2 separate regions of the Homo sapiens genome follow, and region 1 is linked to region 2. The links are chromatin contacts, found by Hi-C or POLR2A ChIA-PET in ENCODE. All regions are on one chromosome and are shown on one strand. Each heading gives the region's core, a stretch centred on a gene start or an enhancer-like site at or near the end of the contact. The rest is flanking DNA. Distances are from core to core; before and after follow the strand shown.

Region 1 (4,160 bases), core at 1,421-3,920, 92 kb before region 2:
CTAGGCCTTGAAATCGCTTTTTGAGAATTAATAAATTATTCTGTTTGCTTAGGAAATTAAGTGCTCCCGTGCAAAGCCATTACAATTAACACTACTAAATGTGTTAGGTTACACTAAAGAAATCCTCACAGTATAATTATATCAATGAGTCAGTTAACTCACATATATTAATTCAATTTATCTTCATTTTGAACCATGTGGACTGATAGATTGTCATCATTAGAAATGACAAAACTCCACGCTGGAGGAAAATACAGACCTGCTAATGCCCTGACTTCTCCTTAAGCCCACACACCATTGACTCCACTAAGGGCGCCTCCAAGATATCAAGGGATGTATTCTCTGCTAAGGACCAAAAAGTCAGAGCTTCTGATCGAGATGCAAAAAAATATCAGTTGGACTCTCCAGAACCTACAAACCGGTATCAATAAAGAAAATTCCAACACAGAAATCTCAGTGCTAATAAGTTCTTAAGACAAAGACCATTATATATTTAGTACTAAAGGAATATTCATCCAATATTCCTTGGGAAAATGCTACAAAATAAATGCCATTTTCCCCAACCATGCAACCTACTGATAAGCATTTCTGATTAAAAAGGAACTACAGTGCCAGAGCAAACATATTAACCAAGAGAGCTCAGCTGGGGATATTGTCAGTAAATAAGATGTTACCAGGCAAAGCAATTCCAGGATTGTTCACAGGGATTTCCTTCTGAAAACTCACAGGATTAGAGGGGGCCTTATTAAGATTTTAACAATCATGAGACTATGATTTGACCTGTAACAACTGATAGTCCAACGAAACCCATCATGATGGTCATCCTGGGTTTTGAAAAGTGGAATCACAGTGGGAAATTCAAGGCTAAGTGACTGGCTTTGCATTTGATTCTTAAAAGGCTGATTTTTATATTTAACATCTTAAAACATCTGACCCAAATATTCTTATTCCCCTCTCTCTTAAAAAAAGGTCCTTGGAAAACTAACATGGAAATCCTTGGGTTTATGATGCCCCAAACGTCATTATTTATCTCTAATGGGAAACAAATTAGATGGTGAGGAGCCCAGGAAAACTAATTTAATTTCTTTAAATGCTGCAGAAATAAGAGAAACCACACAGTTCTTTGGGGCTTGGAGAACTGGAAGCCATCAAGACTAACAAGGACAAAGGGTCACAAATTCTAAAGGGGGTGAACACTGTTCTAAGAAATGCCTCACATCTCCTTCTAGGTGAAGGTGCGAGCAACACAGAACCCCCCTTTCAAGAGAAGTCATCAACCTGGCCAGTGTGTCCAGCCCAGGCAGCTCATCCTATGAGGATGTCCTATGCCCTGTGATTCATGTCTAAATAGCCACTGACCAGTTTGTTAATCAAGCACTGGTGGGGAGGTGCGGGGGAAGAATTAAGTAAGGACATCAAGTTGCTTTGGTAAGTTATAAGTTGTTGATGTAGTCAAAATGACAATATTTCCAATTCACCTGCTTACGGGTGTTTGTGCTCTTATTAGCGATCGGGACTATTACTGGGCTGCTCCTGTACTGAAGTGCAGGGAGAGAGGCTGAAGAAACTGCAAGCTGTCAGGATTTCACCGACTTGACAAGGCAGACCGGGTTGGCCAGTGTTTGGGTTTTTGGTTATAGAACCCAAAAACTCCTGTCACTCATGAGGTCCCTAATTAACTACTGCTACTACATCAATATGACAAAAATAAGGGAATTTGCTTTTCAGATAACGGTGACTCTCTGCTACAACCAAGAGTTAATATTAACAAATGAATTGGAAGCAGAGGAGAAGAAGCCATTTTATAAACCGCAATGACAAATAGAAACCCACCAGAAAAGCATAATCAGGGAAAAGCCTTCTACCTTTTATTTTATTCTTTTTAAAAGGAGGAGGATCTGAATACACAGAAACACTGGCCAAACTCGCCTCCCATGATTGCCTCATAAGCTTAAAACACAATATTGCTTGCCTCTGGAGAAAGACAACATGCCTCCATAACATCAGAGAGAAGGTGACAGTACAGGACAGTACGATCCCATTCTGAAATTGCTTGGTTTTCATTAACAAATAAATGATGTTTTGGTGGACTTTGAACTTTTGCTGTTCACATGAAGTTTAGGAATGTTGGCAAGGAAAGGCACCCAAATCCAGTAAGTTGATTTAAACACTATTAAGTAAGCACGGGAAATTGCTGTGCCCTTTACAACACGTATGTGTTCTCAGAGAAATTAGGTGTGCACACACCCAAGCCCCAAGCTGCTACAGGGAATTATGAGACCAGGGGAGGAGATTTTAGGAAAGCAAGTCCTTCTGAGCCTTGCCAGTCGCTAGCCGGGTGGTGATTTCACCTCTGCCCCAAGATTGGTGCTGCATGCCAGGGAAGAGAAGTGTGCGTGTGCACGCATGTGTGCATGTGTGTGTGTGTGAACATGCCTGGCCCCTTCTGCTGACAGCACAGCCTCTACAGACAACACAGCCTCTACCTCTTTCCTAAGCTCCTTGTAAACATACCCAGAGGCTAACATACAATGGGCACATCCAGTGAATAATAAAGTAAAATTGAATTATGTCATGCCTCCACCATAGCAACGCCTATTGGCTCTCTCCTCTCTCCAGAAGAGCCCTGCCAATGTTCCTGCTGCCATGTGGAGCTGGGAGTATACTCCCATTAGGCACAGATGGAAAGCATGTCGCAATCACCTGCCCAAAGCAGACTGTGAAACTGGTTTCAAATGCAACCAGGCATCTTAGTACAGTCTGGACGGTGGTGTTATTTTTTTCAAAACCATCTTGTTTTTGTCTAGCATCTCCTCAAGGAAGTTTAGGCGTGACTATTTCTCATAATCTAAGTCTCACATGAAAACAGCCCCATTTTACAGACAGAAAAACAAACAAGCTCAGAGGATTTAGAAGAATTGATTTGAGATTAGCTGGTTAATAATTTTATTTATTTATTTATTTTATTTATTTAAAGAAAAGGTGTCACTCAGTTGCCCAGGCTGGAGTGCAGTGGCGTGATCACAGCTCATTACAGCCTCCACCTCCTGGACTCAGGTGATCCTCCCATCTCAGCCTCCCGAGTGGCTGAGGTGATGGGCACATGCCACCACGCCTGGCTAATTTTTGCATTTTCTGTAGAAATGAGGTTTCACCATGCTGCCCAGGCTGGTCTCAAACTCCTGGGCTCAAGTGATCCTCCTGCTTTGGCCTCTGAAAGGACTGAGATTACAGCCGTGAGCCACCGCACCCAGTTGGTTAGTAATTTCAGCAAATGAAAATGAGGAGGAGGAATTATTGCTGCTGTTTCCATAAACACAGTAGACTCTTCCTGGTATCCTTCCCTTAGGTGCACTTGGAGATTCATTCACTGATTCAATAAATACTGATTCAGTGCCTATTTCATGCCTGGCTCTGTTCTAGGCACTAGGGATAGATAGATATATCAGTGAATCAAAGTCCTGCCCTCAGGGAATTAATAATCTAGAGAGGGAGATAATTATTTACAACTGTCAAAAAGCTGACAGATACACCCCAGAGTACCTTGATGGTATAATTTCCTCAAAGTCAGTTAACCTCTAACAGAAACCAGTTCTATGACCATCCAGCCCAATGTTCAATTCACTTCAATTATTCTATGCCCCGGAAAATATAACTGAAAAGCTTGATTTATATGCTAGAGAAGAAGCACAAGTTTTTAATCACCACTTAGAAAAAAAAAAAAAAAGGAATCCCAAATGCTAAATTATGCTGTCAAATCATCTAAAGATGAACAGCTATTTGCACTGGAGGTCAGAGAACATTACAGACTTGGGGAATATGGTGTTAACAGTCAGATCCCCTTTTTTCATACCAATCTAAACTCAGAGCTGTTGGCTATTTTGTCTGACCCATACAATTGGCCAGATTAGTCTATGATTGGGACAGAAACATTACGGGCACTCAGGGATTGCTCATGAATACCAATTAATATTAATTTGGATTTCTTCTCTTTGACCCAGTACATAGCATAGGCTTTCTTGTACTTCCATACTTAATTTTAGGGCTTTATAAACTACAACAACTCAAACTACTGGCATGAACCCTTTTAACATTTTTAGCTCCTTTTCCAACTATAAATTAGGTAAAATATATAGATGTAGGGGTCAAAAGCCAGCAAT
Region 2 (4,046 bases), core at 280-2,779:
GTCAACAAGCCAAGGGAGATGCGAAAATGCCCAGAACACACACACGTGGAGAGTTCAGTTTTGAGTGTGGTTTAAAGAGTGGGAAGTCAGACCAATTCTGGTGTTTGAATCCCAGGCCACCAACTACTTCCTGAGAGACCCTGGGGGGGTTACTTAACCTCTCTGAACCTCAGTTTACTCTTCTATAAAATGGGAGGTAACTACTTTCAGAGTTGTTCCCAAATCATAATTGCAGGCAGCAGCTTATAGTAGTACACCCAGCATATGGCAAGCGCTCAAGAAATGTCAGCTCTTACCACCGTTGCTATTCTTATTCCAAAGTTGGTAATTGCCTCATTTGGTGATTTGGGCAATAATGTCAGGAAGTGCTTTTTGTTGCTGTTATCCAACAATGCAGTATGTTATCAGAAACTTACTTCCTAGGAGGTGTACATAAAAAGGGAAGGTGTGTGGTGAGAAAAAGAAAACAATAATAAGTAGCAGAATCATCTAACATTTGCAGTCTTACCATACAGAATGCACTCTGATATTTTACCCATTTTCCGGATGAGTTTTCAGGAAACTGAGCTGGAAAAGAGCTCAGGCAACCCGCCCAAGGTCACAGAATTTGGAAGCGAAGGTTACGAGGGCAGGAAACATGTTTGTCTCACTGTGCCCCTGTGCCAAGCATGAATGGTTCTCTTTAAGCCTCATTTAACATTCGACAAATATTTATTGATGCCAGCACTTTGCCGGGCATTATGCTGGGTATACTAGAGACAGAAGAGAACGATCACAGGGCTTAGGAGTCAGGTGACCTGGGTGACAAATCCCAGCTGGCACTCAACTGCTGTGTGACAATGAGCAGAGAGTTAGTCTCTCCGACCTTCAGTTATTGTGAAATAATTTCCCCTCATCCCACCTCCCTCATTCTGTAGATGCAAAGAGTCCATTAAACAACACCTAGCTAGCTGGCTGCTTTGGCAGGGCCTCAGAATTCATTCAACACTGGTTCCCTCCCCTCTGTCCCCCTCACACCCCCTCTACCTCCCAAAACAAGCCCTGGTTAACGCATCTATAAAATGAAGGTAATAGTAATATCCCTTCAGAGGGCTGTGGTGAGAACTAAATGAGGTCAAGTATTTGAAAAGTACTTAGACTGTAAAGTATTATAAAAACACAAGTTATTATTATTACAGGAATGCACCCCGCCTCTGCACCCAGCTGCCTCTTTGCAACCAGGAATTGGCTCTTTGCACCATGTCAGCAAAGCACACTCCATCAGGTAAAGCCCATCTGGTCCTCCAGCCCTGGATGAAAGGGAGAGGGAGAGTAGGGGGTTAGGAGGAGGGTGTGAACAGGAGCCGAGCTCTGCAGGATGCTCATTTCCAGGCAGGAAGAAGGACCACACAGCTGGAAGAATCCAGACACACGGGGTGAGGAGAGGGGGAGGTGGCTCTGCCACTCCTGAGATGGTGCCCATGACCTTCTTCCCAGCTGCCTCCCATCAGCATGGAGGCCGCCACATCTGTCTTCCTACCCACGTCAATCAAAGAAGCATTCCCAGGCCCCTCCAGTAGGTCAGGCACGTTCTGGACAACAAGGACCCTAAGGTGAGCTGTGAGGCAGCATGGCTGCCCTCACTGACCTCATTATCTTCAGGCCCAGAAGATTCATTAATTAAAACAACACAACACACACACTCACTTCTAAAAAGCTTACCCTCGGGCCACAGCACTTTCCAGTATTTTAAGAGGCATCCACCCACTCACCACCTATTATTCCTGCTTTTAAAGAAGGGCAAAGGTGACATTTCAGCAGGCCACCGGCTCAAAGGTTACAACAAAGAAACCAACAGGGGGGTTCTGGGTTGTCAAGCCTTTAACATAACGTAAACCTGCCTCCATCCGTATCACTGCACTTAAACTGTCAAACAAGGCGATGGTTTACTTTTCGTTAAGGGGCAGGTGTCAAGACTGGCTGAAGTCCACATGAAAAAAAAAAAAATGTCAGCTGTTCATGTGACCGCCTGCACACCTGAAAAATCAATATATCCAAAACACTCATCCACTTACCACTTTAAAACAGCAAAAGAAAAAAATCAACCACCTTTGACAATGCTTTTCTCCAAGTGGATTGGACCCTTTTTTTTTGTCTCTAAACATTATTTTAAATCGAAAGTACAATTTAAAACATATTTTCAGTTTATTTTTCAGTAAACTATCAGATAGCTATAACTTACAGAGGACCCAAGAGATGAAAGGGGTGACCAAGATTGGTGACATTTGAATTTGGCTGCAGAAACCCAACGGTTCAATTATGTCTGTGGAGTGAAGTCCTATGACCAAAAAGGGCAAAGCCCAAAGGGTCCCCTACTTCTCGCCACCACCCAGAAGGACTCATGGGCCACCCCCCCACAACCATTAGTGAGTCTTTCTAACGAGGACACATTCCTGAGACCTAGTTTGGTGTCACTGCCTTTATTACTGTGTCAATCAGGCAAGCAGGAGCGACTGTTAACCCCTGACTGACCCCAGATCCCACCAGAACGGCAGCCTCAACCACGCCGGGGTTAAGAGACTCCTGCTCTGTCACCATGGTGTGTCCAACATGTTTCTTTGACATCTCAAGCCAAGACACACGACATTCCTGTCCGTGAGGACTTCCCCAAAGGTGCTTGCTGGCAGAGAGAAGAGTGAGGATGCTCTACCATTCACTGCTTCCACCTTCTCTATCTGCCAGGACAGGTGCAATTTCTTACACTGGGTCCCATTGGCCCGGGACCCTCCCAAGATTTGTCCCTCCCTCTTGTGCTCCCTCTGGACGCTGCTTGGGTTTCCACCATCACACCCACAAGAACTTTCTTCACTTCCTGACTCTCCCAGCTGCCTCCCAGAGCCAGGCCCTGTTCCTCCCAGCACCGCAGCTGGCCGGTGCTAGGTGACCAGGAAATGTACACTGGACAAACAGATCCCGGCAGTCCACCCCAGCCAGAGGGAATCCCCAAAGCAGGCACAAACAAAAGGACTCAGGAGAGAGGCCAGGTGCAGTGGCTCACGCCTGTAATCCCAGCACTTTGGGAGGTCAAGACAGGCGGATCACTCGAGGTCAGGAGTTTGAGACCAAACTGGTCAACAGGGTGAAACCCTGTCTCTACTAAAAATACAAAAAAATACCCAGGCATGGTAGTGGGCACCTGTGATCCCAAATACTCAGGAGGCTGATGCATCATTTTATAGATGCATTTTGTAGATTGCTTGAACCTGGGAGGCAGCGGTTGCAGTGAGCCGAGACCGCGTCACTGCACTCCAATCTGGCAACAGAGTCTCTGTCTTTAAAAAAAAAAAAAAAAAAAAAAAAAGGACTCAGGAGAAAGCCTGCAAGGACCACTCAGTCTTTGGCTAGAGGGGAACCTTTCATGAAAGCAACATGTCACAGAGGCCTGAGAAGACCACTCACACTGCCCAACCCAGCATTCTCGGAGCCCAAAGGACAGAAAGAATGCAGCAGAGAACAACAGGGCAACACTCCCCAGAAAGATGACTTCACCTCCTCCCACCTCTTAAGAGTGGGTGATCTTTATTGAGCACCTACTATGTTATGTGCAGGCACTGGTCAAACGCTTTACGCAGCTCATGTAATCATCACCACCACTGACAATATAAATGTATGTGTTACCTCAACAGTCAGTGATGGAATCAGGGGCATGCATTAAATTATTCAGTGTCTCTTAGTGACCATAGTTCCCCCAGCACCCAGCACTGTGCCATCTCCACTGTGGGGACCCAGAACTACATGCTGACCACCCAAATGTTACCTTACTCTGCTCTCTCCAGCCCTTTTAATACACTAAGTTTATTTGTTTGCAAAAAGGATGCATTTTAAAGACCCCAGGTTTACATCTGCCCGCTCTGGATCTCAGCTTTCTAATCCATAAAATGAATAGAAACGTAACTCTGTTTGCAGTGCTGCTATGAAAAGTAAGAGACCCCATTAATAGGCCCAGCATAGGATTCAATAAAAACTTGTTTCCCATTGTCCTTTTTCTGAGAAATAAGGTGACTGGG

The links. Hi-C counts contacts between places; a loop is a spot of excess contacts on that map. ChIA-PET counts read pairs that join two places held with the same protein, here RNA polymerase II (POLR2A). Pooled maps may share reads with other maps.
Region 1: a loop to region 2 is called in a map of thyroid gland, with 1.9 times the contacts of the local background. The contact joins two enhancer-like sites. A Hi-C loop is called at or near these places in 5 of 168 maps with a recorded cell type or tissue (ascending aorta, colonic mucosa, posterior vena cava and 2 more) and 2 of 50 pooled maps. POLR2A ChIA-PET finds 5 or more read pairs at or near these places in 1 of 52 experiments (AG04450).

The regions. Positions count from the first base shown.
Region 1 is chr10:113,110,606-113,114,765 of GRCh38, reverse strand. All of the region lies in intron 5 of TCF7L2 (transcription factor 7 like 2), which reads right to left. Among named protein-coding and RNA genes, the nearest start is that of SNORA87, 67 kb to the right of the region's middle. Within about 2 kb of position 2,670, at least 6 of the 41 ENCODE cell types and tissues checked have a DNase peak (open chromatin) inside an H3K27ac peak, as active enhancers do; they include ascending aorta and right lobe of liver, where a contact is called at or near this core.
Region 2 is chr10:113,017,739-113,021,784 of GRCh38, reverse strand. All of the region lies in intron 4 of TCF7L2 (transcription factor 7 like 2), which reads right to left. Among named protein-coding and RNA genes, the nearest start is that of SNORA87, 26 kb to the left of the region's middle. RefSeq lists an enhancer at 982-1,519. Within about 2 kb of position 1,529, at least 13 of the 41 ENCODE cell types and tissues checked have a DNase peak (open chromatin) inside an H3K27ac peak, as active enhancers do; they include ascending aorta and right lobe of liver, where a contact is called at or near this core.